2 separate regions of the Homo sapiens genome follow, and region 2 is linked to region 1. A link is a loop called in an ENCODE intact Hi-C map of the cell type or tissue named here. Cell type or tissue: endothelial cell of umbilical vein. All regions are shown on one strand. Links, peaks and the distances in the headings refer to the core of each region. The heading gives the core; the rest is flanking DNA.

Evidence for each region. Hi-C counts contacts between places; a loop is a spot of excess contacts. Peaks named below come from ENCODE experiments on the same cell type or tissue, not always from the same donor. Only the 100,000 strongest peaks of a DNase experiment are listed, where the experiment ranks them.
Region 2: a loop joins it to region 1, with 2.7 times the contacts of the local background. A loop is called at or near these places in 16 of 110 quality-filtered maps.

What each region holds. Positions count from the first base shown.
Region 1 is chr10:88,783,643-88,799,561 of GRCh38, forward strand. It overlaps the pseudogene RCBTB2P1. Among named protein-coding and RNA genes, the nearest start is that of LIPM, 11 kb to the right of the region's middle. In endothelial cell of umbilical vein, for the core only: a CTCF peak has its summit at 8,478 (motif pointing left); no DNase peak of the experiment used is centred there.
Region 2 is chr10:88,699,884-88,715,802 of GRCh38, forward strand. LIPK (lipase family member K) reads left to right here and starts at 6,366. Exons shown (of 10, transcript NM_001080518.2): 1 at 6,366-6,437. It also overlaps the pseudogene NAPGP1. RefSeq lists an enhancer at 2,946-3,795. In endothelial cell of umbilical vein, for the core only: no CTCF peak of the experiment used is centred there; DNase peaks (open chromatin) are centred at 3,578 and 8,058; H3K27ac peaks cover 235 bases.

The sequences.
Region 1 (15,919 bases), core at 3,738-11,737:
ATTGTACATATCTATGCATATATTTCTGGATAGGTGTATGTAAAATATTACATATGAAAGCCACCTTTTTGACCTTTTTTCTTTTTATTTCATACCGTATTCTTTTTATTTCAGTATATTCTTGTTTCTTATATTTTATTCTGAGTTTTTTTAAAAAAAATCTTAGCATTAGCTGTGCTAAAAAATGAAAGTACTCCCCAAAGAAGATGCAATATTTTTATCAGCTGCGATTCACATGTGGCCAGGCTTAATGGTAACCACATCCTTCCTGAGTGACCTTTGGAGATCATCCACCATCTCACCATAGGCTGGTAACCATATTTCTCAGCTTACTCCACGTGTTTTCTTCCCTTTCCAGAATGGGAAAACTTGTGATTGGAAGTCAGGTATCTTAATTTCTAAAAGCAAGCATCTATATCTGTTTAGTTCATTTGATTTTTGGAGGTTTATTTTGTTTTACCTTGAGCAAGTCACATTTTCTGGGCCTCATTGTCTTCCAACATAAAACAAAATAATCTGATTAGATGATTTTTTTCTGTTATCTTCAAATAAGCACCTTATTATCAAATAGTTCAGTATCAGAACAAGATTCCTAATTCCAAAGGAGTTTTATTTACATAATATTATATTGTGAGATACATATTAGAAGAATCTGACACTATGTTCCATTCCAGTTTCTCTTTTGCAATTGAGTGACTTGTTTTGATCTAAAATGTATAAATTCTCATGCCTGTAATTCCAGCACTTTAGGAGGCCAAGGCAGGTGGATCATTTGAGGTCAGGAGTTCAAGACCACCCTGGCCAACATGATGAAACCCCACCTCTACTAAAGATACAAAAAATTAGCCAGGCATGGTGGTGCATGCCTGTAATCCCAGATACTTAGGAGGCTACAGCAGGAGAACTGCTTGAACCTGGGAGGCAAAGGTTGCAGTGAGCCAAGATTGCACTGCTGCACTCCAGTCTGGGTGACAGAGCGAGACTCTCTCTAAATAAATAAATAAATAGTATAAATTTATCTCATTCTTATTAATGGTGCCCATGAAATGTAAGTATTAGTTCCTTTTCAGATAGTACTTTATAATTATACTACTGCCAGATTAAAAGACCTATTTTGTAGTGACATGAAAGCCAACTACAAGAAAAATACATAGTCTTTTTCACTTACAGAGGCAAGTCCCTCAACACAGAGCAAAGTAAAGGACCTTATGTCATTATGTGAGGCACATCAATACAGGGATTTCATTCAAAAATAATACTTCATACTCAATAATCCCATGTGAGAAATTAATGACTCAGAGTAAATAGAAAATCAAAATTAGCCCTTGGATCTTGGGCAATTTAATAGCCAAGGCCTTTTGGCGAATTGTAATTAATGCTCTAAATTAGCCACTATTTCTCAGAATCATGTACCAGAAGAATAAGAACTTCAGTAATTACAGAGTATTTTAGATTTATTTTGTGCAAGTACTTCATCGAGTACTCCACAACTAAAGCTATTATCCGGGCGTACTGAAGATTTATAATAAATTGAGTGCCTATTATATGCAAGGCACCATGCTGGGTACTGACAATGTGGTAGGAACAGCACTCCTTATCAGGCTGTCTATGTGGTATCGCTGAATAACAGAATGTTTGGGCCAGAATAGCATATACTGAGACCAGGGTACAAAAGGTACCAACTTAAGTGACTCAAAAGAGGAAATGGTAAAGAACGTATTTCATTTTTTTTCCTTGGCCTTAGTCACATCTGATCAGAGTATTCAATGCTTTCTACATAAACTCTGGATTTAGTAAGATGAAAATTACTCGCCACCATCCTTCTTTTGACAGACGCAAGTACTCAGCCAAATGTAACTCTTCAAACATAGTATCAATTCAAGAGAAATGATTATTTCTGGCTTTTGCAGGAGAAATAGAAAGGTTCAGAAACTCCTTTTCTGAAGATGGGATCCATTTTTAAAGGCTTTAACTCTGCTTTCTTTTCTGATAAAGTTCTTCAGGAGATCATAGTCCGTTTATGCAAAGCCTGAAATTTGTTACTATAGTCAGATGGTTTATGCAAAACCTGAAGCAGACTTCTTCCAAATCCCAGGCGTCATACTTCACAACAGCCGAGAGCAGAGGGACTGCACTCTGCTCACGGATGCCTTGCTTGATTGTTGGCAGAGCTTTTTTCAAATGATTTTCTTTATAAAATGTAGCCAAATCTTGCAATCCTACTGCCTCCTCAGGAGAAAGACTGATGCTGTTTGTGTACAGGTATTCCAGGAAGGCCCAGTAAACAGAGTATGAAAATTCACTCATTTCTACAATAACATCCTCATTACCTTCCAGCAATGAATGAACATGCTCACATACATCAAATTTTGAGGACTTTATGTGCATAAATATACTTTCCACTGACCACAAATTTCAAGACTGCAGTGTCCAGGTTGTCAAATTCCCTCTTCAGTAACTCGGCCACTGCGAGGGTGGTCATCAGGTTCCACAGAGAGGAGGCGCCATGGATGGCAGGAGCAGCAAAGCAGATAAATGTGTCATCAGTGCAGACGTGGGTGAGGTGAGGGAATATCATCAACTGGCCCTGGCCCCACATGTACACACACCCACCCTGGGTCTTGGCAGCAGATGTGTGGGAAGAGTGACAGACTGCAATCTCTATAATCCTGTCCTTTTCCACAATGACAAAGGTAGGATAGGAATGGTTGCTTTTATTGCCAGTGCCCAACTGCCCATAATTGGCACCCCAAGCATATACTTGGCCTTCATCTGTTAATACTAATGTATGTCTGTAGGTTCAAGTAGCCTCCCCAGTGTCTACCGCCACCATGGAGCACACCTGCCCACATGCTGTGTTCACAGCCTTTTTATTCCGTAAGCAGCCAGTGACTCCCTGAGCGATTGGCTGATTAACTGTTGATCCATATCTTACATGCCTAGAGTTACTATAACCCCAGGCAAATACCTCTCCATCAGATATTAGCGCCAAAGAATGGTGAGACCCATAGGCAACTTCAATGACTTGTTTGACAAATTCGTAGAGAAACCATGATTAGTTGTCCCAGATCCCAGCTGGCTATACACGTTATGGCCCCCAAGTAAAGACTTCTTCTTCTATTGCAAGGACAATGTGTATACTACTCCCACAGCTAAGGCTGGCTATCTTTTTGCCACTTAAAAAATCCAGTCTCTGAGGTTTGATGGTGCTCTGGATGTTACCTATCCTCAAACAGCCACAGCAGTTTGTGCCAGGATATTATTGTAGGATATAAAACTTCATGACCAGCACTGCCAAAGACAAAGGTGATGAATTAACTGCAGTTCTCCCACTTTCCCACATCTAACTTATTCAAAGATGACCGAGTAGCCTGTATTGGCTTTTGGGGATTTCCTACCATTATAACATTTTATATGTAATAAAGTAATTTTATTGCTGATTCTGTGAATCCATTCATTTATTTTATGAAACCTTGCCACTTTCTTCCTAGAGAAGATGAAGTTCTTCCATATGGACTCAGTCTTGGGCAGTTCCTTGGTCAACTTTTCTCTGGGATTGGAAAGTTCCAAATCACTGTGAAGAGCAGACTTCTCAATTTTCAGCTCCACTGAAGAATATATGATCTGCTAAGCTGATGGTTACAAATTTCTGGAGCCCAGTATTCAGTCATCTTTAATCCTGTCCCTTTTAGTTCCTTTGTAAAGTTGTCTTCTAGAGCAAAGTTAATGTGACTCAGTACAGCCTGAGCCATGTCCACTCTGCCTCCTGGATCACTGTTACTGCTTGGATGATTTTAACTTTAATATGAATGAGTCTAGCTACATACTGTTCTGTCCAATACAGTAGCCACTAGCCACATGTGGCTATATTAATTTAAATTCTAATTAATTCAAATCAAATAAAATAAATTTAGTCCTCAGTCTTAGTCACATTTTATGTGCTTGATACCACATGTAACTAGTGGTTACTGCACACATATGAAGTATTTCCATCAGCGCTGTCTGTTGGACAGCTCTGGATAAAGCCCTAGGAAAAAGCTGCTGAGTGAGACTGGGTAAGTTCTAGCTGAAGTTGGACATATTGACACGGAGCTCGATTAGTTCGATTAGTTCAATTAGTTCCAGACTGGGAGAATCACTTCAGACCAAAGCTGCTGAAATCAGTTTATTGCAGGGCAAGCTTATCAACATTGCAACCAGACAGCACTTGAAGAAAACGTCTGCTACTTACAGGCTATATGATCTCAGGCAAGTAAGACTCAGCTTGCACTTCTGAAAAATGGAAGTAAGAAAACCAGCCTCATTGCTTTAGCAGTTGTAGCATTAATCATATAGTAGCATGTATGGAGTCCCAAGCGTAGTGTCTGGCAAGTAGTTGGTACTCAGGAAAACTTCCTAATACTGAAAATACCATCAGGAAAAAAACCTAAAGTGTTGGTGATAATGAGGCCCCCACCCTAAATGCTTCTTGAGAAAATTCTTGGCAAAGTTTCTGAAGAAAAACTGTCTTCACCATGAAGAGTTTCCTGATCCTCCCTATTCTCACTCTATTCCATCCCCTGCTTCCAACTAAAAGGATCACCTCTCTGTCTAAACTCCACAGCACTGTATTGTTCCTTTTCCTATGAACCCATCCCTTTTCTACCTTTAACTGCCCTGACTTGTAGTCCTCTACCAGAAAGGGGCTCACACCTGTAATGCAGGGACTTGCCTTTTCCTCTCAGCAAATCTTGGAAGGAGATTTGCATATAGCCAATGACCAATACATAATGTCCCAGAGATTTGCCATTGTCAATTTTCATTCTTCATGAATAAAAGGGATAGTACCTCTCCCTGTCTTGCTGGCTCACCCTCTATCCCTGTAAAGAATCAACTGTCAAAAGAAGCAGAAAGAAAATAGCATCACATTCCTCAAGAGAGGCCTCATACAGAGCTAAGGGAGGGATCATAGTCATCCCCAAACAACATGACTCTTCCCTAATCTTAATAGGGCAGTATTCTCCTATGGCAATATTTCCCAAACGCTAGTCATTCACATTCTTCATTCACAATGTTTGCAAAATCTGCATGCTACCAATAATATTGTTTGCTTAAAAGTCTCAAAATTAATTCACTATTTCACTTTTTAAAAGAAATTTTATGCAGCTATAGTGTAAATGAGAAAAAAATAAAATATCATTTGCCAAAACTTGAAGGTAACCATAACATAATAAAAAGTAGATGACTGATAATAAAGTAGATAGATGCCATGCCTAGCCAGTGCACCTGAGTTTAATATCTGCCTTCTTTTTGTTAAATGCATGCTCTTTGTTTGAAAGGGAGATTAGCAAGTGCTAGAAACAATGCCATAAGCAAAAGCTAGACTTCCTCCTTGATGTGCTCAGAAGACTGAAGGAAACTTGATAGGGAGACTGTAATAAGATAGGATGAATAATGGCCCCCAATGATGTCCATATTCTAATCTCAGGAGCCTGTGAATATGTTACCTTATATGGCAAAAGGAACTTTGCATATGTGATTAAGTTGGGATCTTGAAGTAAGGAGATCATGCTGGGTCATCTGGTTAGGCCCAGTGTAATCACAAGGGCCCTTATAGGAGAGAGGCAAGTAGGCCAAAGTTAGAAAAAGGAGATGTTACAATGGACCCAAGGTTGGAGTGATGTGCTAGGAGCCAAGGAATGGAGGCAGTCTCTAGTAGCTAGAAGTAAAAAAGTCAAGGAAGTGGGTTCTTCTCTGGTCTCCAGAGGAATATAGCCCTACCAACACCTTGATCTTAGAATTATGACCTCCAGAAGGTAAGAGAATAAATTTATGTGCTTTTTAAGCCACTGAGTTTGTGGAAATTTGTTATGGCAGCAAGAAGAAACTAATAACAGAGACTGATTGGCATATTATGTTATTCAAGGTCACATAATATCATGTTCATCTATCAGCTAAAACCTTCCACAGCCCCAGTGATGTACACCTACACATCGGGACACTGCCTAATGAATTCCCACTAGGCAGACAGGGAAAATGGTATCCATAAATTAAAGCAGCTACAGAAGAATTTAGGCCTGAGGCAGCGAAGCTGGTTGCTAAGGTGATGGCTGATTATAGGGAAAGCTCTGCATGGTCAATGTCCTGTTTCCTCCACTACTTTGGCTTTCCTTTATAATATAGCATCCGACCTGAGGAAAAGCCATTCCAGAATCAGCCGTCCTTCAACAAATGGACTCTGCATTTAGGTAGGTCATGCCCGTGGCTCTTTCCACTCCTAAATTGAACTATTGTTCTCTTAGATGAAAATAGACTTGGCAATACTTTCTTAAATTAAATAAAAACTTACTGTATTTTGTCTAATTATAAAAATAAGATGTGTTTATTATAGCCATTTTAGAAAATAGAAACTAACAAAAATTATAATTTCCTTTTCACCCAGAGAAACCTACTTGGTTAATATTTTGATAGATTTCTCTCTGGTCCCATTTCTGTTCATGTCCATTTATAATTGGAAAAGTATTCAATAAGTATTATTTAGCAGCCTTCGTTTTCTCTGTTAAAACATATTATGAACACTTTTGTACTACCTATAATATACCTCTATAATATTTTTGTAATGACTGAATATTTTGTTGTAAACACGAATTATAATTTCTATAACCAGTTCACTCACATGACTATTTATGCCACTTCCAATTTTTCACTATTTTCTTATAAATATTTTGGTTCACCACAGATGGCTCCTAAAAATAAATTTATGAGTTAGGAGTATTTAAATTTTTTACACACATTGCCAAATTTCCCATGAGGGAGTTATACAAATTTATCTATAAATAAGAATAATTTTAAAGGGAATTAATCGCAAATTTGAGTAAATATTAAAGAAGGAAATAAGTGGTAAACTTTTTTTGGGGAAAGAAAGAAAACCTTTTATTTTGTATTCATGTGTTAAGCAAGATAATCTGCTTGCCTTTTTGCCTTCCTCTTGACCTAACAATCTACTGGAGAAAGAGGGAAGAAAGAGATGCATGGAAATGGAGTAACTTCTTAAAGCGGAAAAAATAAGTGAGATTTTTTTTTTTTTCCCTAGAACAGTTAGATGGAAAACACTGTCAGGGCCAGGCACAGTGGCTCACACCTGTAATCGCAGCACTGTGGAAGGCCAAGGCAGGCAGATCGCTCTAGACCAGAAGTTTGAGGCCAGCCTCCTGGGCTCAAGGAGCAACATGGCAAAACCTGTCTCTGCAAAAAACACAAAAATTAGCCAGGCATGGTTTCATGCACCTGCAGTCCTAGATACTTGGGAGGCTGAAGTGGAAGGATCACATGAATGTGAGAGATTGAGGCTGTAGTGAGCTGTGATCACACCACTGCTCCAGCCTGTGCAACAGAGCAAGACCCTGCCTAAAACAAATTTAAAAACACAGTAAAATAAAAACAAAAACACTAGTAGTATCAGTGTTTTGGGGTGTCAGATAGGTTTTGTGGATGGACAAACCTCATTATGGCAAAATGTAGAAAGTCTTTTAGGCCTGCCTATTTCAAAATTCTCGTGGTACATAGCCAACCAACAATAGATCTGATGATTTAATCAATACAGAGATTCAATCTGTATAGCCTTAAAGTACATTTCTGCTTTGGCTGTCTACACAAATTGCTACATAGAGAACATCCAAATTACTCACTTGCTAAGTATTGATGTGGCAAAGCCCATGGCATCCACAGTAGCTGAGTACTAGTTCAGCTGGAGCTAAACCCAGCCCAGTAAAGTGTAATTACTACAGAGCATGGTCTACTGTTGAGATTGCCTGTTGCAGCCTTCTTTTATATTAATATTTTAACTGAAAAATGAGATAGAAGATTTCTAAGTAATCAGCTTCACTTCTAATTTTTTCTATCTCAAGCCTACAAACTGATATTCATCCTAATAATAACAATAAATAGCAACAACATCTTAAGTAGCTTCTGTACGCCAGGTGCCATGCTGTGCAACTCACACCTATATTTTACTTAGGCTTTACAACAGTGCTGTGAGGAAGATGCTGTTATTAGTCGTTTATGAGTGAGCAATCTGAAAACAGAAATGTGTCCAAGGGCCCACAGCTGGTGACAGGCAGAGCTGGAATTTGAACCCAGGTCTGTTGAACTCCACCCTTCTCTATTTTTTTTTTCTGTAGATGAGAAACTTTATTTTTTCCAGAGGACTGTTTATTGGATTTTTTTAAATTATGCTTTAAGTTCTAGGGTACAGGTGCACAACGTGCAGGTTTGTTACATATGTATACATGTGCCATGTTGGTAGCAAACTATCGCAAGGACAAAAAACCAAACACTGCATGTTCTCACTCATAGGTGGAAATTGAACAATGAGAACACTCAGACACAGGAAGGGGAACTCTACTGTATCTTGTAAGTGAGACTCCCTGCTAGGTGACCCTGTGGCTTTAAGGCTTCGTCTGGGATTCCCAGGCCCCAAACCAAGTCTGCACATCTTTGTGCCTGGCCCTCTAGTGGCCCTGGGAAAAAAGTTTTAAAGAAATCCAATGACAACTGGAGTCTTTTCTGATCCTTGATTGTCCCATCTTTCCTTAGGTATATTACAGGTTTGAAGGGATGGGAAAGGGGGAAACAATTTTCTTCTATATCTTTAAGGGCATTGTTTTTTTAAATTGTCTATAAAGTTTCTGGATTTTTTTGTTGTGCGTTTTGATTTATTTTGTTTGGTATGTATTAATGTGATTAAGAATAGGCTCTATTTCCTCTGTTGGAAAGATATGCCAGACATCACAGACAATCAAATAAACACTCTAGGTCAGGAACCTTTGGGGGAAAGCTTTTGGGAATGATATATGTCAACATTAGCGACAGTTAAAGGTAGGCAACATGCTGATACGTTCTGGAAATGGAGCTGAGACTCCCAAGGCCTCAATCCAAAAGCCAGAATGTGTTAAGGAGAGGCAATCTCTGAATACAGAGACACTTACCATTTACTTCTTTTAAAGGGCTGGGATGTCTCCTGAATGCTATGAGGTGCTTGAAAGGGCCTCTTCTTACCCGACTTGCTCTCTCTCATCTCTTCATTTCCTTCTGCCCCTTGCTTGCCTTAGCCTCCATCATGCTGAAGCTGATCTTAAACATTTGGGCAAGTTGTTTCCCTTTTCTTGGTCTGAGTTTACTCATCTGATCTGCCAGGGGTTTGTCAGCCTCAACACCACATAGTCCTGTGATGTAATAACTTTAAAAATCAGAGCAGGACAAAAGCAGAGTTGCACAACCTTGCCCTTCTGCCCCACACCAGCCAGGGAAACCGCAATGCCTGCCACTTCAGTGTCTGGGTGGTTCTCCCATCATATAGTTCCCCTCTTCCTCCGTAAAGGTTTGTGGTGCTTTGTGCTGCTTGCTGGCTGATCCTAAACCCTAAATTTGGAAGCCGCACAAGCCTGACTCCCCTCTAAGTGCTCCAGGACTAAAATAATTCCCAGCCATTTCTCTACTTCCTACTTCAAATTCGCAAAGGCTGAAAATACAAGTAGATATTTTCTAATTTTTTAAAAGGATCTAGATATAATGTCAGAGGAGAGAAGGATTATAGAAACCAACTTATCCAGGGACATATTTAGAAGCAAATCTTTTCAAACAAAAAATGTTGTAGAGGCTTCAACACATATAAAGTAAATGAGTAGCAGTAGTATATATTTATCATATACAATTCAAATTTATGACCTTCACATATCATGAAGTACAGTGATAAGGGTGACACTACTTCAGTGATCCCCAAAATTAGAAATGGTATTACAAATAACAGAACTTTGGTTATATCTGCCTAGACTTACACAGTAGTGCTTTGTTTTATTTGGCTATATGATATGATAGAATCTGCACAGATAAGTAGTTGAAGTCATAGTTGTTTTTAAACAAACATTTTAAACAACTTCAATTATCTTGTATAAGATAGCAAAGGAAGTTTTACTTGAAAGTTCTAGCAAGTTAGTGAATATGTGGCCACTGATGTTTTGCAATTTGATAATATAATATCCAATTTTTGGGATTAAAAGTGAAGCAAAATGCATCTATGTGCAGCATTAGGTGATTCACAGCATTTTCCAATTGGAATTCTGCAGACCAAATCCATGTGATCCTATTCTCTAGGCTTTGCTATATTTGTTAAATGCAAGCTGGTTTTACGATGCTTAATTAATATTTAAATCCACTTTGAGATCAAAGAAAACTGAACCAACATAAACTATCATTAGCTGTCACAGAAACGAGTAACTGGCATGGTTTTGTCTTCAATCCCTGTAGTTTCTCCTTACACATTTTAAAACCTCAAAGAGGTCATGGTTAGTATGAGTCACCATTTTACTACATTTTTGATGTGGTGAATATAGGAAAATCTTTAACCCTAAAAAAACTAGTCTTCTTTCACTTTCTTATTTTTATTTTTAATTTCTTCACTATCCTACTGCAGACATGAATCTTTCAGTTTCTGAGACCAAATTCCTCTCTGGAGAAAGAAGCCAAGCTGGGAGAATTTGTAGCATGGGGATTAGAGCTTCTCTTCCTGCAGGTAGCCTGCCTGTGAGTGTGGCACAGCACTGGCTCCCAAACTCAGCTCACCCTCAGAATCATTTGGTTCACCTCATGAAAATACAAAGTCCTAGGCCCCAAACCTGGAATCTTTGCTTCCGTGGGTCTGGAGTAGGACCTGAAATCATTACCATTAATTTGGTGTTTCTGATGATTCTGTGTCTGATTTTTTTTTTTAATATGAAAGGTAAAGTCATGGTTGAAAATTTGTTTCCACTTGGCATGACTAAAACCAGTGCTTTGAAAAGAACACACAATTATGATATGCCGTTGCTATCCAAAGGATTCAATGTCTGTTCTAGAGTTGGTGAGAATGAAAAATTTCAGTGTCATGAAGAACAGGGAGCATCTCATAGAAATGAAGTATCATTGCTCCTGAGACAATGAGAAAAGCTCACATCTTTTTCTCACCTGGAAAATGGACATCTACTAACTCACAATGGCAAGCTTATATGCAAACAACTTTTGGAAGATTTATCAACAGATACTAAAGGCTAATAATTTTAAATACCTTAAAAACATGTTTAAATACCTTTATTAAGTAAATTTTTTTATGACCAGTATTTATATACTGTGATGATTCCAAGATTTCTCAACCTCAGCACGATTGACATTTTAGGACAGATAATTTCTTGTGGGGGGCCTGTCTTGTGCATTTTAGGATGTTTAGCAACATCCTTGGCTTCTACCACTAAATGCCAGCAGCACTCTCCTAGTAATTACAACCAGACATTTCTCCATACATTGCCAAATATTCCTTGGCAGGGCAGACTTCCCCCAGTTGTAAAGCATCCCTCTAGAAAAATCACATAATCTCTCTGGGGCTTCAGATTTCTATAATGTAAGATCAGGTAGTAAAGCAGCATTCATAGCAGCAGAATCAGAAAAGACAAATACAGGTAAAATTAAATAACTGGTTAGAAAAAGAATAATTCAGACTTAATGCCAACCCATACAGAAAAATAAATCTCAAATGGTCTCGAATTTCAAATGAAGAAAGAAGTTAAAATATTGAGAAAATATAAAGAATATATTTTACAGCCTTAGGGTAAAGAAGACTTGCCTAAGAAAAAGAGAAAACATGGAAGCTAAAATTGAAAACCCCAAAAGACTTAACTCTATAACATTTTACCACTTCTCTTTGATGAAATAATAACTAAATAAAGGCAAAACATGTAAACTTTTAAAAAATGGAAAAAGAAAAAAAATCTGTAACATTTATAACTGAAGATCAATATTCATAATAAAGAAAAAGCCCAAGCAAATCATTAAAAAAATTAAAAATAAATGGAAAACAGGTTAACAATTTGAAAAAGCAATTCCTAACTAAAAATTAAATAGCCAAAATACATAAAAAAATTTCAGTCTCATTATAACTCAGAAAAATACAAACTAAAACTACAATGAGATATCATTTTGATCCTATCATATTGGCAAAGTTAAAAATACTTGTGAAAATTAAAAAGAATTGATGAAAAAAAGCAGGAGAAACAGCCATGTTCATGCCCTATTATGTTACATTGGTTCAATCTTTTAAGGGTCAATTTTGCAGTAGCTGTCAAAATGTAGACTGTGCATGACCTTTCACCTAGTGTTCTACCTCTATACATCTAGTCTATTAAAAAAAACAGTTTCATACAAGGATTACTTGCTACAGTATTGCTTTTAATAGCTAAACATTGCAAGCCAACTAAGGGCTATGATTGACACATCATCATATAGTGATACATTCATATAAGGTAGCTTTATGCAGTAGTTAAATAAGCCATATTTAAAATATTGAAAGGAAAAGGATTTTGGATGACAATATTTCAGAACTGTATATAAATATGTAAATATAGACATATTTTAATAATCTATTTATATAGTTATATATGTTTATCTGTCTGTATATAAAATTTTGTGTATATCTATGCACATAACAATCTCTTGAAGCATTCACATCAAACTGTTAACAGAAATTAATTTCAGGGAGAAAAGTATTTTGTCCATATTATTGTATGTATTTTATAGTGTTTGAAGTTTTACCACAAACATGTATTTTATAATTTTTAATTATATAATTTTAAAATAAATAAATGAGGATATTGAATTAAATGATTTCTGAAATCTATGACTTCAGCCCTAACAGACTGTGATTTAATTAATTCTGGTTTAGAAATAACATGGAAAATTTAGGCTGGGCACAGTGGCTCACACCTATAATCCCAACACTTTGGGAGGCTAGCGCAGGAGGATTGCTTGAGCTCAGGAGTTTGAGGCCAGCCTGGGCAACATGGTAAAACTGTTTTTACAGAAAATACAAAAATTAGCTGGGCATGGTGGCATGTGCCTGTGGTCCCAGATACTTAGGTGGCTGAGGTGGGAGGATTGCTTGAGCCCAGGAGGTTGAGGCTGCAGTGAGCCATGATGGTGCCATTGCACTCCAGATTGGATGACACAATGAAACTGTTTCTTAAAAAAGAAAGAAAGAAAGAAAGAAAAAAAAAAGAAAGAAAATTTAAGCTACCATAACTGTGTTCGTACGACAAATTCCTTTAAGAAGGAAAAGAAAAGGGGAAAGGCATTACAATTCTTTAAGCCCCTGCTATATGCTTGTTCCATGTGGCGTAGATTTACGCATTGATCCTCACAGCACCTTATTTTCACGTTAGATTAACTGAGGCTCGGAGAGGTTAAGTGGCCTGACCAAGATCATTGGCTCAGAAAGGGAAGGAGCCAGGATTCACACTTGAATCAGTCTGGGGGAAATATTATTGCTGCTCTACAGCAGATGTTTTGTAGTTTCATGAGTTGATGGAGAAACTCTGGTTTATCTTATAAACTTCAAGGCAGAACAGCAAGAGGCCATGGTGGAGAAGCAACTGTCCAGTAGCATAACCATTACAACCTGCAGGAAGTAAAATTGCTGAGGTGTGATGGATGCTTATTCTGCACCAGGTCCTGCATTCATACCACACTTAACTCTCACAGCAACCTTAAGAGGGAGGTACCATACTGTTACCATTTTGCAAATGAGGATGCAGGCTCAGCAAAGGTAGAAAAGTTGCCCAAAGTCACATATATAGAAAGTAGTGGAGCTATTGGTCTGACTCCTCATCCTATGTTAATTACTGGATACACAGACTAGGGTAGAAATTATTGGCTACTAGCTGGACTTTGAAAAAAGAACCTTAAAACTGTAAGATGGTAGGTCTTTAAGCAATTCGTAGGCTAATGCCCAGAGTCAGAGATAAGGTTGTTTGCTTACTTTGATATGGAATGGTTTGTAATATTTCAACACTGGAGTATAGTATATGAAGAACAATTACATGTTGATTGATGTAGCTAAGATACCAATTAGAGTCTAAGAGCACATGCAGGCATGTCTGACAAACTGGGAGGGCAAGTAATCCAAACACTCTGAAGACCATTTGCCTGAAGACCTCGGGGTATCTTATGAGATAACTCATATTAAGAGAAGGAGTGGAACATAAGCTTGACTCAGTACAACAGTTTTGGTCATTATTATAGACTGGTTCTCACAAAAGCATTGACTCTGACTTTCAGATTGCTTCCATAGCACAGCCCCACACTAAACGGTGTAGTTTTCAAAACCTGAAAGAATAGTTTTAATAAAACTCAGTAACTCAGTCCAACACTGGGGTAGAACAGCACTATCTTGAAAGCCCTCTAACCTGTAACTCAAACAGAAAACATTCTGCCGCCAGTTTCTTTGCTAAAACATAGCAAGAGTCCAGTTTCCAACAAGTTCCTCATCTCCATCTGAGACCACCTCAGCCTGGATTTCATTGTCCATATCACTATTAGCCTTTTGATCAAAGCCATTCAACAAGTCTCTAGGAAGTTCCAAAATTTCCCACATTTTCCTGTCTTCTGAGCCCTCCAAACTATTCCAACCCCTGCCTGTTACCCGGTTCCAAAGTTGCTTCCACATTTTCAGGTATCTTTTCAGCAGCGCCCCACTCTACTGGTGCCAATTTACTGTATTAGTCCATTTTCACGCTGCTGATAAACACATACCCAAGAATGGGCAATTTACAAAAGACAGAGGTTTACTGGACTTAGAGCTCCCCGTGGCTTGGGAGGCCTCAAAGGCTGTCTTGAATGGCGGCAGACAAGAGAAAAGAGCTTACGCACGGAAACTTCCGTTTTTAAAACCATCAGATCTCATGAGACTTACTCACTATCACGAGAACAGCAGAGGAAAGACCTGCTCCCATGATTCAGTTACCTCCCACCAGGTTCGTCCAATGACACGTGGGAATTGTGGGAGCTACAATGCAAGATGAGATTTGGGTGAGGACACAGCCAAACCATATCAAAGCCCAACGGCTCTGCAGAAGAAATGCAAGAGGACCATGCGTCCCTTGAAAAATTATGAAATTTAGCATGGAGATGCAAATGTACATATTTCTGAGGAGACAGTCTTGTTTTTGTCAGCATCTCAAAACATTATGTAACTTAAAAATGTTTAGAAACAATTGTTGGAATTTTGATTTTTATGTATTCTAAAGCCAAATAAATGTGAGGAAAAGTATATTTCAGTGCATACATATTACCGGGGATACTCACAAACTGTGGGCATAAATTGGGTCACATTAATAGTACATTCTGATTCTTGAATCCTCACTTGAACCAGGATTTGTAGAAGCTCTAATTTTTTTTTTTTACTATTTCATTAATTTTTGAGAGGAATTATTTCTCATGTCCAAATAGAGTTAATCCTTGAGAGTTTGACCTCATATTCAAAAGATGAAGGTAAATGTTATGGTTTTACACCTCATGGTTCAAATGAAATGTAGAAGGGACTTACTTACTAAGCCAATTTGAGGTGCGCTTTACTGGGTACCGTGTATAAAGGGTGGAAGTTTCTGAGGCTGATTTTGACACGTACTCTTTGCTCCCACCTCTTTCCTTCAGGTTAGGGAATGTTTTTGTTTTTACAGCTTCAAGCCTTTTTTTTTTCCTTATTCTTGTGTTATTGTTTTTATTTTGTACCATTTTATTGGTTTGGTTGGTTTTTTAGCTGTTTTGGTTTTTACAGTTTTTACACATGGTATATGAATGTGTAGGGCCACAGGTTGATTTTCATTCACTTTTTTATTAGAAAGCTTTTTCTTAATGTTTATTCTACTTGACCTGTTGCTTTTCTGTATTTTAATATTAATTTATAGATAGTGTACATTAAGGGAGATCAATTTTCTTCATTTTAAGAAATCCAGATACTTCAGATCCTACTTCTTTATGTACTCAGATGACAAAAATCCATTTTCTAAGGTCACAGAGTTCCTGAATAGAAGCGTCTAAAGAGAAATCTCTCAAGATCAGCACCTTGAAGTGGGCAGAC
Region 2 (15,919 bases), core at 3,493-11,492, 84 kb before region 1:
CCTGACCCAGCAACCTCAGAAGTGGTGGAGCAAGCTGGAAAGCTCATAGAAAATGTAGATCCAGAAAAGGCTGTACAATTGTATCAATAAACAGCAATGTGTTTGAAAATGTGCAATGCCTCAACAGGCAGTTGAACACTTAGGAAAAGCTTCAGGACTGCTAGTGTAAAGATGCAGGATTGATGGGGGAGCACTTTCTATTCAGAAAGAAAAATATTTTTAAGGAAATGGAGAATTATTCAACTGGTTATAAGAAAAGAGTCGCTCAAGTCTTATTTCACTTACACAGTAATGACTATGCAGCTGGGACAGTGGTGGCAGGAGAGCTCCGGCATAGCAGGAGTCCATGGAGGTGATGGCTGAGCTGTACTGGATCAGCTCCCAGAAGGGTTTGCCCAGCAAGACCAAGCTGCATTTCAGAGGTCTGCAACTCTCCACTTTTCAAGCATATTGGCAATGATTATGCTAGCCCCAGCCTGAGTTTAGGGGTTCCAGAATGGGACATCAATAAATCATCAGGAATGGTTTGCACAGCCACATGAATGTACTTAATGACACATTAAGTGTACACTTAAAGGGGGTTAAAATGATTTATTTTATGTTGTGTGTATTTTACCATAGTAAAAAAAATTAAGAAGAAGGAATAAGAGGAAGAAGAGGAGTTGGAGAGAAGAAGAAGAGGAGGAGGAAAAAGAAGAGTTAGAAGAAAAAAGAGGAGAAACAGAAGGAAAAGAGGAGGAGGAAAATGGGGGAAAATTAGCAACACCAGTCATGGCTGGTGGCATCACCTCCATGGCTGCTGTTAAGGAAGACAAATATTCAGGACTATGCTAGTATTTTGCTTTGCAAATAAATAAATAATACATAGATAACAGAAAAAGTATCACATGGCGTTTCAGGGACTTGGAATTTGTTTAAGAGTATTCCATACTTCATTGTAGCCACGGTTTGAATGCTAATACTCTAATTTTTAGTTATTAATTCCCCAAATTAAAAAAAAAGCCAGAGACAGACCTCACTCTATTACTTATCCTGTAATGCAGTGGCACCATCATAGTTCACTATAGCCTCCAACTCCTGGGTTTATGCAATCCTCCCACTTTAGCCTCTTGAATAGCTGAGGTTACAGACATGCACCACCATGCCATGCACCACCACTCCAAGCCTAGATAACTTTCTTTTTTTGTATCTTTTTTTTTTTTGGTAGAAATGGAGGTCTTGCTATATTGCCCAGGCTAATCTTGAACACGTGGACTCAAGCAGTTCTCCCATTTTGGCCTTCCAAAGTGCTGGGACTATAGGCATGAGCCACCACACCCGGCCTACCCACAAATCTTAACCAACCTTTATTGTGTTCTAAAGTCTTGGCATTAAAACGCATTTTATATTGGAAGATTTCATTATATTATTCTACCTTTGCACAGCTAGAATGAGCCCTACTTGGTGGATTATATTTGCTAATACTTAGCAATAATGCATCACAATTTATAAGTAAGCATGGTCTGTAGTTGTTTCTAACCTTCTAAATTTTTTAATATCAGGATTATTCTAGCCTGTCAGGTGCATTAGAAAATTTCATTTTTAAATCCCCCTGTAATAGATTAGATAGCATAAGAATTGTCTATTCCTTGATGACTTGATAGAACTATAATCTATAACCCCTTTAAGCATGAATTTTTCATGAAGAGATGTTTTATTGTCTTTTAAACTCAATGATTTCTTCAGGTTTTTTTTATGACCTCTGGAGTTAATGTTGATCATTTATTATTTCCCAATAAAGCCTTCCATTTCATCCAGAGCGTTTGTAAAGCTGATATGCATTAAGAATCTCTAAGAGCACAAAGTAGTTTTTTTAAACTTTTTTGTTCAAGAATATGTTGCTGTTTAATTCATTCTTTTGTACAAATATTTTTCTAAGTTAGGCACTTTGAAAAATGCTAACACACTGTCTTAAAGCATTCTCTTAAATTTGTTTTCAAATTATCTCTGCACAAAGAATTAAATTCCTTTTCTTAGTCTGAATCTTGTATATTACTTTTTCTGTTATAATTGTTAGTATTTATCCAAAGAATTATCTCTTGAACATATGTATTAATTCTTCTATTTTCCTAGATATTTTTTCTTTTAAAATATGAATTCTTAAAGACAGGCATTATAGACAACCAGTCTGTGGAGAAAATATTTTGAGAGGAGGAGGAATTTTATTTTGCCTCCTTCCATTTTATAGGAGGAACAGATTTATACCCTGTTTACACATGTAGCTTATTGGATAATAACATGAACGAATAATATTGACTTAGAAACTTTATTTGGACTAAGTTATAAATTGTATTTCTTATTATACAATAATGGGAATATAATTTCTACATTCCAAAACATGTACAGGTAGCCATTTGGACTATGAGACCTACAACAAAATATCAAGTATCTACATAGTACGGCAACCAGGCATTTGGTGCTCTATGAATTAAAGGTCTCAATGAAGGGCTATACATTATATTATTTAGACTTCATCTGCAGGTTCTCTAAGCATGTTATAATTTCTATGAATTTCAGTTTCCATACCTGTAAAATGGAGATTATACACCTACTGTGCAAAGTTTGGGTAACAATTAGAGTTAACAGATAACCTGTCTCAAGACCCTTTTCCCAGTAGCTGTGGCCTCTTAAAGCCCCTACAAAATTTGAAGAAGAGATCTTTGGGCCTTGCAAAATCCTAGGTAATTTCACTTTATCAAAAGCCAAAGCATGTGAGTGTTTTAACTCATCTGAATCATAAAATAAATCATTACGAAGAGTTAACAGTCCTTGGATTAGAATAAACTACCTTTCATTGATTTCAAAGTGCATTTTTGTTTTACATTTTTGTATCTCTACTCAGAATGCTCCTTAAAATTGATGATGTCTTAAAAATATAACTGACATTGCTTTTCTTGTCTAGGAGTATGTAATACAATGGTACATTTTACAAATGAGGACATCTTAGGGTAAAAACATACTGTAATACCTTCCTCAGTTGTTTTCCAATTTACCACCCCCTTCCTAGGAAAATCCACACGCCTTAATGAATTGCTACAGTCATTAGCAAAGGGAGTAAGTTTTGATGTTTGTCTTGTCTGTGGGCCTTGTTTCCCTCTGACTCATAAGCTCTAATATACTCCAGCCATTCAAAATACCAGGTCCACATACATAGGTGCACTTACAAAAGGTCCTCATTGCACACCATTGAAGAATCACATACCCTAAATTCGAGATTTTAAACCTCAGATACAGATAGCCTAGGTCCCTACCAACAGTCTCACAAAAAATGCAAACCTCAGGGGATGGTACTCCAAAGTAATTAACCAAAACAAGAGTAGTTGTTATGCAAATACCAAGGAATTTAATCTCCTTAAGAAAACAATAAATTCCTGGTTCAGACCTAAAGGCACAAATTTTAAAATGTGTGTAGATTACAGACTCAGCTCAGCTCCATTCTAAAAGATGCATTCTCTATAAGACCTCCCTAACACCTGGAATACAAGCAGCTGGGTAAACATCCTGGCCATGCAGTATGGGCAGCATGAGTCAGTTAGAGGGCAAGGTTCTTTCTCTTGATCCGCCCACATACCTTGGGGGTGTTAGAAGCCTTGATGGAAGTAGGAGATGAAGTGTTTCATGGAAAAACACCTACTTCCGCATGATAAGGCAAGGAGAGGGAGTGAAAGAGAAGATGGGCCCTACCCTTCTGCAGGGCCCTAAAGCCACTACCAAGACAGGAGAAGGGAAAGCCCCTTTATTTTGTGTCCTGGGATTGGAGAAATAATTTTTTAAAGACCCTAAAATCATAAATATTACTATACAAGTATGTGTGTAAACAGAGATGGATTTCTGTTCAATGAATTAAATCATAAATGAAAAGAGAAATGGCTAGGCGTGGTGGCTCATGCCTGTAATCCCAGAACTTTGGGAGGCCAAGGCAGGTGGATCACTTGAGGTTAGGAGTTTGAGACCAGCCTGGCCAACATAGTGAAACCCTGTCTCTACCAAACAGAAAAATTAGCCGGGCATGGTGGTGCACACCTGTAGTCCCAGCTACTTGGGAGGCTGAGGCAGAAGAGTCACTTGAGTCCCGGAGGCAGAGGTTGCAGTGAGCTGAGATCGCACCACTGCACTCCAGCCTGGGCCACAGAGCAAAACTACGTTAAAAAAAAAAAAAAAAAAAAACGAAAAAGAAAAGAGAAATGACAGATTGACAGAAATAGACTAGCAAACTGAGTGGGAAATGAATACTCAGCACTGTTGATGGAAGTGCATAGCCTATTTCTGGAATAATCCGGAAATATATAGTAAAATTGATCAACCATATGACCTATGACCAAAAAATTCTCATTCCTAGATGTATGGCATGCACACTATTCCATCGTGGGGCATATAAATGCTGACATATTTAATGGTGCAGAATTTAAGGGAATGAAATTATCGGTCATTGGGGAATAGGACAGTTTAAAGGTGGAGGTTTTACAGTAAGAAGTAACAAACAACATATGCTTAATGCAACATGTTGGATTCTCACAAGCCAGGCCTGCTTTATAGATGTGTGAAATATGCAACTCTAGAGGATTAGAAGGTGTGGTTAGAAGGCCCTCACACTTAGACACTTTGTTGTCATCATCTTTAAATTATTATTCATAAGAAGTCCCATATTTAAAATTTGGCACTGGGCCCCACAAATTATGGAGACAATCCAGTTCACAGGCATAATGTACAGTAAGAAAAGTAGGAAACAATGAGATTTATAATAAAATAATATATGAAAATCTCATATATGCTATATACTTTACAGTGATATGGTCACTCTTTAGGATAAACTAGAGATTGAATGAAAGTAGGGATCAGGGACAAAGGTCAAAATAAATTAAATAAAATTTATAAAAGAATAAACAAAGCAGTAAAGGGTCCTTATATGGATGAATAACCCATTCAGTGTAAAAGTGCCCCAAACTACAATGATTTGGATTTCCTGTGGGTAGGAATGCATTGCAGAAAATGTTTGGCAAAATAGTTCAAGATCAACTATGTAATAATTGAAAATTCCATCGTTTCTTTTCTTTTTTCCCCAAGAATATCTGTGTTTTCTAGTATAGAAATGTTTGTATTTGCTAGCATAGACTAGATTCCAGCAGTTTGTATATTGCCAAAACATGAACTATCTTTCCAGTTGCTATGTTTTATTTCAGAGACTCAAATTGGCATGCCAGTAGAATGTACTACATTTTAAGTGGAATTATACATTAAAAATATAAGAATATAAAACGTTTCTCATAAATCAAGTAAATCTGTAAATAATTAAGTGGTTGAAACTATTATAGTAATGGAAGCAAAGCCAATTCCAACTACAATTTCCAATCAAACTGACTCTAATGGAACCTAATTAGTAACTGACACAATCCAAAGAAACTTGAAGGTATTTAAACTAACCTCATGCCACTAAGTCCTACCTGACTAAAATGCACGTTCTGATACAAGTGTGTTTGCAATTCTTTCCTATGCTCTGCGTGTATATAGACATGTCTGAACCAATGATGAAAATTCAGGAAATAATTCAGGAATACTCTTCCTCTTCAGATTACTTTGAAGCATGGAAAATATTAGTTTTGAGATCATTTTAGAAATTTGGTTGTTTTAATTTACCCAAACTGGACTTGTAATTACCCTTGTAATTTTCGATAATATAAATGCCCACTACTGAAAATAGAGCTCTATGCAGTTCTGGAATTCCAGATTATCTGATTTCAAACTTTCATGGAGTGCAGACACAAGACAGCTTACATGGCAAGAAAGAGATTGGTTGGAGAGTAGAAAAAAAAAGCCAGTTTTGTTTTTGTTTATTTGCCTTTAGCTAGCTAGAGATCTTGAAAGAATTGGATATACTATTTCCTACCAATTCTAATGCCCAATTTACATACCAAGGTAAAAGAAATTCAGAAAAGCCAAAGCAATAATTGACAATGTGGTAGCATTAGAAGTGATGCAGCTGGATGAGGCAGGAGGATGTGGCATTTTACAGAGATGCTCGTATGACTGGGGTCATTTCATCCACCCTTGGTGGAAATTATTTTCTAAGTAGAGAGTCTCAGATTCTGCTGAGAATCTTCCAATTCATCTGACCCTTGAGGCATGGAACATGAGGATTGGCTTGGCAGGAGTGAGAATTTTAGTCTCAATCACATTCTTTTTCATCACTGGCTAAGAACTCACCTAACAAGTTTACCTTAGTAGCATCTGTTATATTTGAAACCATGATTAATCTGCTTCCAGTTGAGAAATTTCTAGTTGCGCCATCTTTTGAGCTGTTTAAAACAGAGCATGTTCCACTGACAGTTGCCTCTGGAAGGATCTGGAATGCACCTGAAGCTCCCAGGACTTGAAGACAGACCTCCAAAGACTTGGATCAGGTAATGACTTTTCATCTATTTGCAGAGCCTGGATCATAGTGTATTAGTGAGACATAGGAAACCTTCAGAGGGACAGAACTTTACATGTTGATGATGAATATTGTATTTTGATTCTATCAGGTTAAGCAAGATACAGCAAGAGTATAATGTGACAACTTCAGATGGAGAGTCTTCTAGGTATGTTATGACAAGTTTTCCCTTTCAGAAAGCTGCAGCATCTAGAAAGCAGACATCACTATATTTGAACCTCAGTGAGAGGAGGTATCACAAGTCTACACTTGGAAAAATCTAGCAATAAATAATTTTATGAACCTCTCTTTTGAGTCTTGCATCTAGGGGTTTGGGAAATAATGTTTGGATAATGTTCTCAAAACCATTTACCATTTTTTAGGAAGCCCTTTATGTTCTCATTCCAATGGCCTTGAGTATGAATATTCTTTTTTATGATCAGGGTCATCTGCAGGGGAATATGAAGCAAAGTGACTGTCAAGAGTGACACAACTGCTTATGAAATCAATCATTTGTGGAGGACACACCATTCTCTTTTTCTGCTGCTTTGTAATAAATAGTTTGACTGGGAGAGGAGTGAAAATGTGGTTCACATTAATGTAGATGATATTTAAGAGTATCATGCTCCTGTCACCCTTTAAATTGCAGACCTGATTGGAAGCTAGAAAGATGAAGATGAGTCAACTGGATGGACTAATATTCCCTCTAGACATAGAGAGATTAAATAATTATTCTTTAATTCTATGTGTCAAAGCCAAACTGTTATTTTTTGTTTGTTTTTACAAAATAGTTATCCTTTGTTTTCTTTTTCTAGAAATAAGAAAGCAGTTTTTACCAGGCTTTCTTTGTGTCTGAAAACAGAAACCAACTCAAATATATAGCACCTTGGCATACTTAGCACTTCAGGCTGTAAATATGAGAGTATGGAACTGAGTTTTGGAATAACAATATGAAGTTAAAGTGCCATTTTACTCTAAAATGACTTGGTTTCATATTCCTTCACTGGACTATCCTGTCTCTCCCTTACTTTGTAAGGACATTGAGGGAAAAATTATTTCCTTCACTGCTCTTCCTTTGTGGTTTATTTTATTTAATTTTTGCCTTTAATTTGAAGGAACAATCTTTCAGACCCTATTTTACCAGGCAGGACAAGTGTTTTGTCCTTCATATTATCGAAGACATGTGAAATATAATGCTCTTTAAATGTTTGTTATTCATTTTTTTCTGCCTTGGCATTTTATTTCCCATTTATCCCAAGACTCTTGTTCTTTTCTGCTTGCCTCTAGGCTTAGAGCACAGAGCTACTGGCCTCTTAACCTATTTGAAAATTCCATCAAAGTTGCCTAGTCTTTCTTCCTGATTCAAATGTGCTAGGTGTTTAATTCTCAAATCTACAATTTTTAGGACTGGATATCCTATTAGGTAAAGATTTCCTTTCATTCACTTGTTAATAGTCTCCTCAGTCTTCCTGATTCATTGTCTTTCACCCTGTGGGTGGGGGAAAAACAGGGAAGCAATTTAAATCTAGTTTCTGACTAACCTGACCACTAATAGTTGTGAGTCACTCTGTTTTGGTAAGAGGTTAAAAGTATTAGAGCTTTATGAAGGATGCTGAGGTAGGAGCAAGACAGATCCTAAATCTCTGTAAACACCCAGTGGGTTTTTAGATTTAAAATGTCAGATAAAAAGGAAAAATGTGGCAGATGCAAAAACATTCTAATTGATAAACAACAGTCTTCTGGCAAACCCAGTCATTTGTATGGCTGCCAAGAATCTTTTAATAAACAAAAACTATGCGATACTGCTGAAATGATTATTACAAGATGGAAGTACTAAAACTTCTGAACTTTGCCCCTAAGAAGACATCTAGGACATTTACTCACAGGTCATTGAGTTTAAATTTATACATAATTATTTCTAAATGTCATAACCTTTGCTATTATTATAAGGATGATTCAAGCTAATAAATTCATCAAGAAAAATATATAACCAATAAGTAAATTAGTGGAAGAGAGAAAATGTTTATTCCCAGTGACCAAATATAACCATTTTCATTTTGGAGTAATTCTTCTAGTCTTTTGAAGACCATACTTTTTTGTTTATTTGTTTTAGAAGTTTAAAAACAATAAAAATTTAAAAATATATAACAGTTGCTTAAATATTATTTTTGCTTCTATAGTCCCAAAGTTTGCAAAACTCTGTAAGTGACTGCAAATTTTTAGGTTGGCATATAAAATTTATGTCATATTTTTAAATCATTGCTAAGGTGCACTTTATGGCACATTGTAAATATTAATAGTTTAAAATTAAATTGCTACACAATTTTCAAAATGAATCCAATAGAATAATGATTTGATGCCTAATATCATCCATTTAAAAATTCCCTTAATGAATTTAAAGTTTTACATCTTTTATTTTTCTCTTTCTATTCATATTCTCATTCCAGTCATTTCTACAGATGTTTTACATATTCCTACAAATATATTTTAATATAACATATTTGTGTTATTATTTCTTTTATTGATCAGTAGATTATTCTCTGCAACTAAAAGGTCCATATACATTAAAACTTAAATTGTTTTCATTTCCTGTGACCATAAGGTTGCATTTTGTAAAAAGTTTTTAATGATGTGTGATTTTAATTTTTCTTTGTATATAATTGTCCAAAGGATCATAACACATTAAAAGTTTAATGAAAAATGATTAAGCATTAGGAGTAAAACTTTATTGGTGATGCTTTTCTTAATGACGTAAATAGATCTTTGCCTTTTAAATTCTGCATCCATTGATGATGATTATTTATTGACAGAATGAAACAAAATTCATCATCAATTCTTTTTCATTTTTTGAATAGATGTGAGTGCTGAGAAACCATGTTTACATAATGCCACAATTTTTTGAACTCTTTATGAAGCTCTGTGTCACAAATCACATAGTGATGCATCAACAAAAATTATTTTATTTTTTTATTATACTTTAAGTTCTGGGATACATGTGCAGAATGTGTAGGTTTGTTACATAGGTATACATGTGCCACGGTGGTTTGCTGCACCTATCAACCCGTCATCTACATTAGGTATTTCTCCTAATGCTATCCTTCTCCTTGTCCCCCACCCCCCGACAGGCCCCAGTGTGTGATGTTCCCCTCCCTGTGTTCTCATTGTTCAACTCTCACCTATGAGTGAGAACATGCGGTGTTTGGATTTTTGTTCCTGTTAGCTGGCTGAGAATGATGGCTTCCAGCCAAGACACAAAAATTATTTTTTATGATCTATCTACTAACCACTCAAGTGCATCCTCTTTCTATTTTTTTTTTTTTAAGCAAAGAATTCGAAACCGACTTGCAGAAGTTAAATGCCCTTGGAAAGGGACTGCTATTTTATTAAGGTCAGTTCCTTTCCCAATACCAATGTCAATATTGTCAATTATTCTCTTGTTAGGGAGTCTCAGCCATTTATACAGCCTAGAACAATTCACATCGTAAGATTCAGGAAAGGAGAGGGTTGGGCTTTTCCTTTGCAAAGTTAGAAAAGGAGACCCTGCTTCAAACCAGAAATTCTCAGGCCAAATTAGTATTACAAAAGAGTGTAGATGAGAGTCAAAGGTCTAGAATTTCATTCTTTTAAAACTAGGTATGTGCCTATGTATTTCTTGAAAGTTATTGTATACTCTATAGACTATTGGTATATACAATTCTTTTGCCCAACAACTTTTTCCTCTATTTAACATAATGTTATAAGTATGCTTTCATGTTTTTATATAGTCTTTAAAATAATTTAATGGACTTATCTACAAGATTAAATTAATATATTATAGTTTATTTTAAAATTCTCTTGTAATTGAAAACATGTTTTTAATTTTTATTACAAATAACAAGAATTAAAGCAATCTTGTACAAAAAGATCCCTCTCCAAGTTGAGAATTTATCTTTTTAGCATGTATTTATTGAGTGGAACTACTGGGATATAAAATGTGGATGTTCTTTAAAATTCCTAGTAATTACAGCAATATGTCAAATAAGTTTTACTAGTTTACACCAGCACTAGTAAATGTTGAAAACACCTGCTTTGCAACAGTTTCCAGTTTCCTTTTAATTGTGGTATAATTACATTCAGTAAAATGCACAGATCTGAATTGTACAGTTTGATGAATCTTAGCAATTACCCCAGTCAAAATTTGCCCTAGAACCAAGCAAACACTATTGTGATTTCTATTCCTATGAATTAGTTTTATCTGTTTTTGACCTTTACAGAAATTCAACCGCAGAGTATGCACTCCTTTGCGCTTTTTTCATTCGGCATAACGTTTGTGATATTTATCCAGGCTGTTGAATGTGTCGATGAGTAGTAAGCATTCCATTACATAAATATAACATGATTATGTGTCCATTCTACTACTAATGGACATTTGTATTATTTTCAATAATTTGCTATTTGTGAATAAATCTTCAGCGAACAATCTTGCAAACCAATATTTTCTTTTATTTTAAGCAACTACCTAAAGGCAGAATTGCTATCTCACAGGATTTTCAGAAACTGTTAGAGTTTCTGAGAGTCACTGTGATATTATAAACTATAAATATATATCCCATCATCAATATATGGAAAGGTCCAGTAGCTCCTCATCTTCCCCAACATTTGGTGCAGTTGATGTTAGCTAGTCTAGTGAGTATGCAGTAGTATCTCTCTAGGGTTTAACTTTGCATTTCTTTCTGATGACTAACAATGTTGAACATCTTTTCTTGTGTTTATTGACCTTCCATCTATTCTCTTTTGTTTACTGTCTGTCCAAGTATTTTGTCCATTTTTTAAATTTAATTTTTTTGTTGTTATTTATTTCTGGAGTTCTTGAAATTTCCTAGAGTCCTTTATCAAATATCTGTTGCAAATATTTTCCTTTTGTCTGTGAATTGTCTTTTTATTTTATTATTGCATATATTTTAATGTGAATAACGTGATGTTTTGCTATATATATATGTAGTGAAATGGTTACTATAGTCAAACAAATTAACGTATCAATAATCTTACCTAGTTACCCTTTGTGTGCGTGGCAAGAGCGCTTAAAATGTACTCTTTTAGCCAAAATTCCAAGTACAATACAATAAACTATAGCCCTCAAGTTGTACATTAGCTGTTTTGTTTCTTCTCTTTTCCTTTGCTTTTTGAGACAGTCTCACTCTATCACCCAGGCTGGAGTGCAGTGGCACAATCTCGGCTCACTGCAACCTCCACCTCCTGGGTTCAAGTGATTATCATATCTCAGCCTCCTATGAGTAGCTGGGATTACAAGCATGCACCAACATGCCTGGTTAATTTTTGAATTTTTAGTAGAGATGGGGTTTTACCATGTTGGCCAGGTGGGTCTTGAGCTCCTGGCCTCAAGTGATCCACCTGCCTTGGCTTCCCAAAGTACTGGGATTACAAGCGTGAGCCACTGTGTCCGGCCTATTTTTTTGATGATGTTTTTGAAGAACAGAAGTTTTTTATTTTAATAATTTTTTAATCTTTTTTTTGCTTATGGTTAGTTGTCTACCCCAAACGTGTAAAGATATTATTCTTTGTTATCTTCTAACAACTTTGTACTTAAGCTTTTAGTTTTAGATTTGCAATCTGAGGTATATTTTTGTATCTGGTTTGGGAAATGTATCAAGGTTACTTTTTTCAAAATTGATTTCCAATTGTTCCTGCAGGAATAATTGTTGAAAATACTTTCTCATTGAAATACATTGAAACCTATGTCAAAAGTTATTAAACAACATATAATTTAATCTGTTGAGTCTGTTGATGTATAAACAAAGTATATCTCTCTATGTATTTGGATTTGTTTTGTAATTTTCAGTGTAAAGATTTTACAGATCTTCTGCTCAATGTATTTCTCATTATTTTGATTTTTGTTAGCATAGCAAGTGTAGTGCAATGATGACTCTGAACTCTCTCAGTTGAAATCATATTTTACCACTTTTTAATAGATAAAATTTTACAATGTTTCAGTAATTTTTTTAGCTAAAAAGAACTAAAACTAGCTATGACAGCAACAATAAAAATGACTGGTAACAATGCAAGTAAGCTTCATTTACCTACTTACTATTCATGCACTTATTCAGCAAATCCATACTGTGGACCTACCATAATGTGGACCTAACATTTACCTGTTAATGGCCTAAATTCTCATACATGCTGAACAGATAAGGTGTCTATTGTAAATATAGTACTGCTCCCTCCCATATTCTTTGTGAAAGTCATATCCTTGTTCCAGATAATGTTTTTTTTTATTAATTCCAGGCTCCATACTCTGAATCATCTGAGCCACTTCTCATTAACACATACATCAGCTTAGCCTAATTATAGCTTTTGCAGGGATTTATCTGAGCTGATGTATCTGTACTGTTTCCATTTACTTTTCTGCTTATTTTCTTCAGAGAACAGTCCTATTTAAAATGAAAATGCTAGTGTGATTCTTACTGTTACCATGGGAAGAAGAGAGAGAAAGAGAAAGCTTTGAAATAGTGCATTGCAATAGTCCATAATTTCTTTCTCTTGAATAAAGAGTTTTATTTTGTTTTTAACCAGAGGGTCAGATATAAGGAAACTGAAAGAAAAGATGACCAACTTCTTTTGAATAAGATTTTCAGCCTGTAACTCTATATTAGCTATAGGTTACTGGAATTTCATGAAATGTATGCATCCTGGTAGTCATTTAAAGAAATGAAATACATGGGATACTCCATCATCACACAGGAGACACAGTATAGAGAGGTGGTTACATCTGTAGACTCTGGGATCAAACCAATCAGATACAAATATCGCTATAGCAATTTCTAGCTATGTGAATTTAGCTAACCTACTTACCCTCTCTTTGCATGAGTTCCACTTTCTGTACAACAAACCAACAAAAAGAGGATAATAGAGATAATAATAGTAGCACCTACCAATAGAGTTGTTTGTAACTTAATTCTTATAAATCACTTTTTAAAGTCAACGCCATATAGTTATTTCCAATTGTTATTATATGTGATAGATACCAAAAATTATAGCTGTTATTGTCCTAATTGCATTTTGATTTTTTGTTGTATTACCATAACAGTGTTTTTATTTCTGGCGACTAGAAAAAAAGAGGGATAAACTTTCAAAGCAAGAAAATACAGTTCTGAAAGAAGCATAGTTTTATGAACTATCTACTTTATCAGCATAAGAAAAAACAATTGCTTTTTAAATATTAGCTTTGTATCTTAATACTTTTCTCTGTATTCATCTATTAGATATAGTGGGTTTTGTGTAGACTAGTTAGGATTTTCTATGTGCATCACCACACCATGTAAAAATAAATTTAGGCTGGGCGTGGTGGCTCACACCTGTAATCCCAGCACTTTGGGAGGCCGAGGTGGGCGGATTACCTGAGGTCAGGTGTTTGAAACCAGCCTGGCCAACATGGTGAAACCCCATCTCTACTAAAAATACAAAAATTAGCCAGGCGCAGTGGTGGGCACCTGTAATCCCAGCTACTTGCAGGGCAGAGGCAGGAGAATCACTTGAACCCAGGAGAGGCTCACTGCAGAGGTTGCAGTGAGCCAAGACCATGCCATTGCACTCCAGCCTGGGTGTCAGAGCAAGACTCTGTCTCAAAAAAATAAAAATAAAAATAAAATAAAATAAAATAAATTTAGTGTTGTTTCTACTTTCCCATCTTTGTTGTTGTTGTTGTTTTCTCTTTCGATTTATTTTATTTAATAGCACCTCCAGTATCACGGTAAATGGAGGTGATAAGAAAGACATGCTTTCTCTTGTTTCATTCTTAAGGTGAAAGTATTCAATATGTTAGCATTAATTATAATTGTACCTGGAGGATATTTTATAGAATTCCTTCATCTGATTGAGTTCCTTTTCATTTCTATTTTCCTAAAAATTTTTTATTATAAAGTGGTGTTGAGTTTTGTCAAACGTACTTCCCAATTTTAAAACTGATCATTTTAAACTATTTGCTCCTTTGATTAATTTCCATATTATTCTAATAACCTTGGCTCCAATTTATCCATCAGAACACTAAGAATAGTTTGTCAAGAAGGGTTGTATGCTAACAACTTCAGGGACACATGAACAACTTCAGTGTTATAACTCTGTAAAATCGTCGATGAGTGTAATAATTTCTTCCGCATATTAGATAGGATGCTCACCAATGAAACTATGTGGATCTGTAATTTTTGTCCATGCACGTGGAAATATTTTATAAAACAAATTCAACTTTTAAAGTAGATATAGAAATGTTCTTTTTCTTCTGGAAATGGTTTTTTAAGTTGTGTTTTTCAAGGAATTTGTCTAGTTAATATAATTTATCAAATTTATTTGCAGTTTTCAGAATATTCTCTTATTTTATTGTTTGTATTGTTAATGATATGTACTATTTTATTTCTGATATTGGCACATATTGTAGCTCTATTTTTCCTTGATTAGTTTTGTTAGGGTTACTTGATTTTTATTAATTTTTTCCAAGGACCAACTTTTGGCTTTATTAATTTTCTCTAATATGTTTATTTATTTTATTATTTCCTCTTTATTATTCCTCTCCTCATACTACTTTGATATTAATTTGATTCTCTTTTTCTAACTTTTTATGGTAGAAACTCAGATAATTGATTATAAACTTTTTTCTAACACTGGCAGTTAAATCACTAAATTTATTTCTAAGCAGTACTTTGGCTGTATGTCAAATTTTGATATGTCATGTTTTATTATCATTTAGTTGCAAATATCTTCTATTTTCCATTTTTATTGCTTCAGTTTCTATGGGTTCTTTAGGCATGTTCTGCAAATGTCAATTATAACAAATTGGTTAATAGTGCTGTTCAGGTTTTCTATATTTCTATATTATTTCTGTCTAATTTTTCTGCCAATTATTGAAAGAGATATGTTGAAACATACAGCTATGAAACTGAATAATTACCTGTATCTCTATCAGTTTGATCTTCTCATATTCTGAAGTTCTATTATTGGATGCCTACATATTTAGGGTTGTTTTATCTTCCTGATGAATTGACTTTTGTCTTCTAGATGAATTAACATTATGAAATATCTCACTTTGACTCTGATAATGTTCATTGTCTTGAAGCCTACTTTGTCTGTTATAAATTTGACAGCTTTCTTATTCTTACTGCTTGTATGATATATTTATTTCTTTTACTTTCAACCCATTTTCCTTTACATTTAAAGTGTGCTTTTGTTGAAAGTACATAGTTGGGCCCCGCTTTTTTTATACATATTATAGTCTGACAATATTTGCCTTTTTTTAGAGTATTTTCTGTATTAGCATTTAATGTAATTTTTGGTACAGTTTTGTTTAAATCTGCCATTCTGATCTTTCACTATTTGTTTTCCACTTGTCCTCTTTCTTCCTTTTCTTTCTTTTTTCTTTCTTTCTGTTTCTCTTTCTTTCTTTCTTTCCTTTCTTTCTCTCTCTCTTTCTTTCTCCTTCCTTCCTTC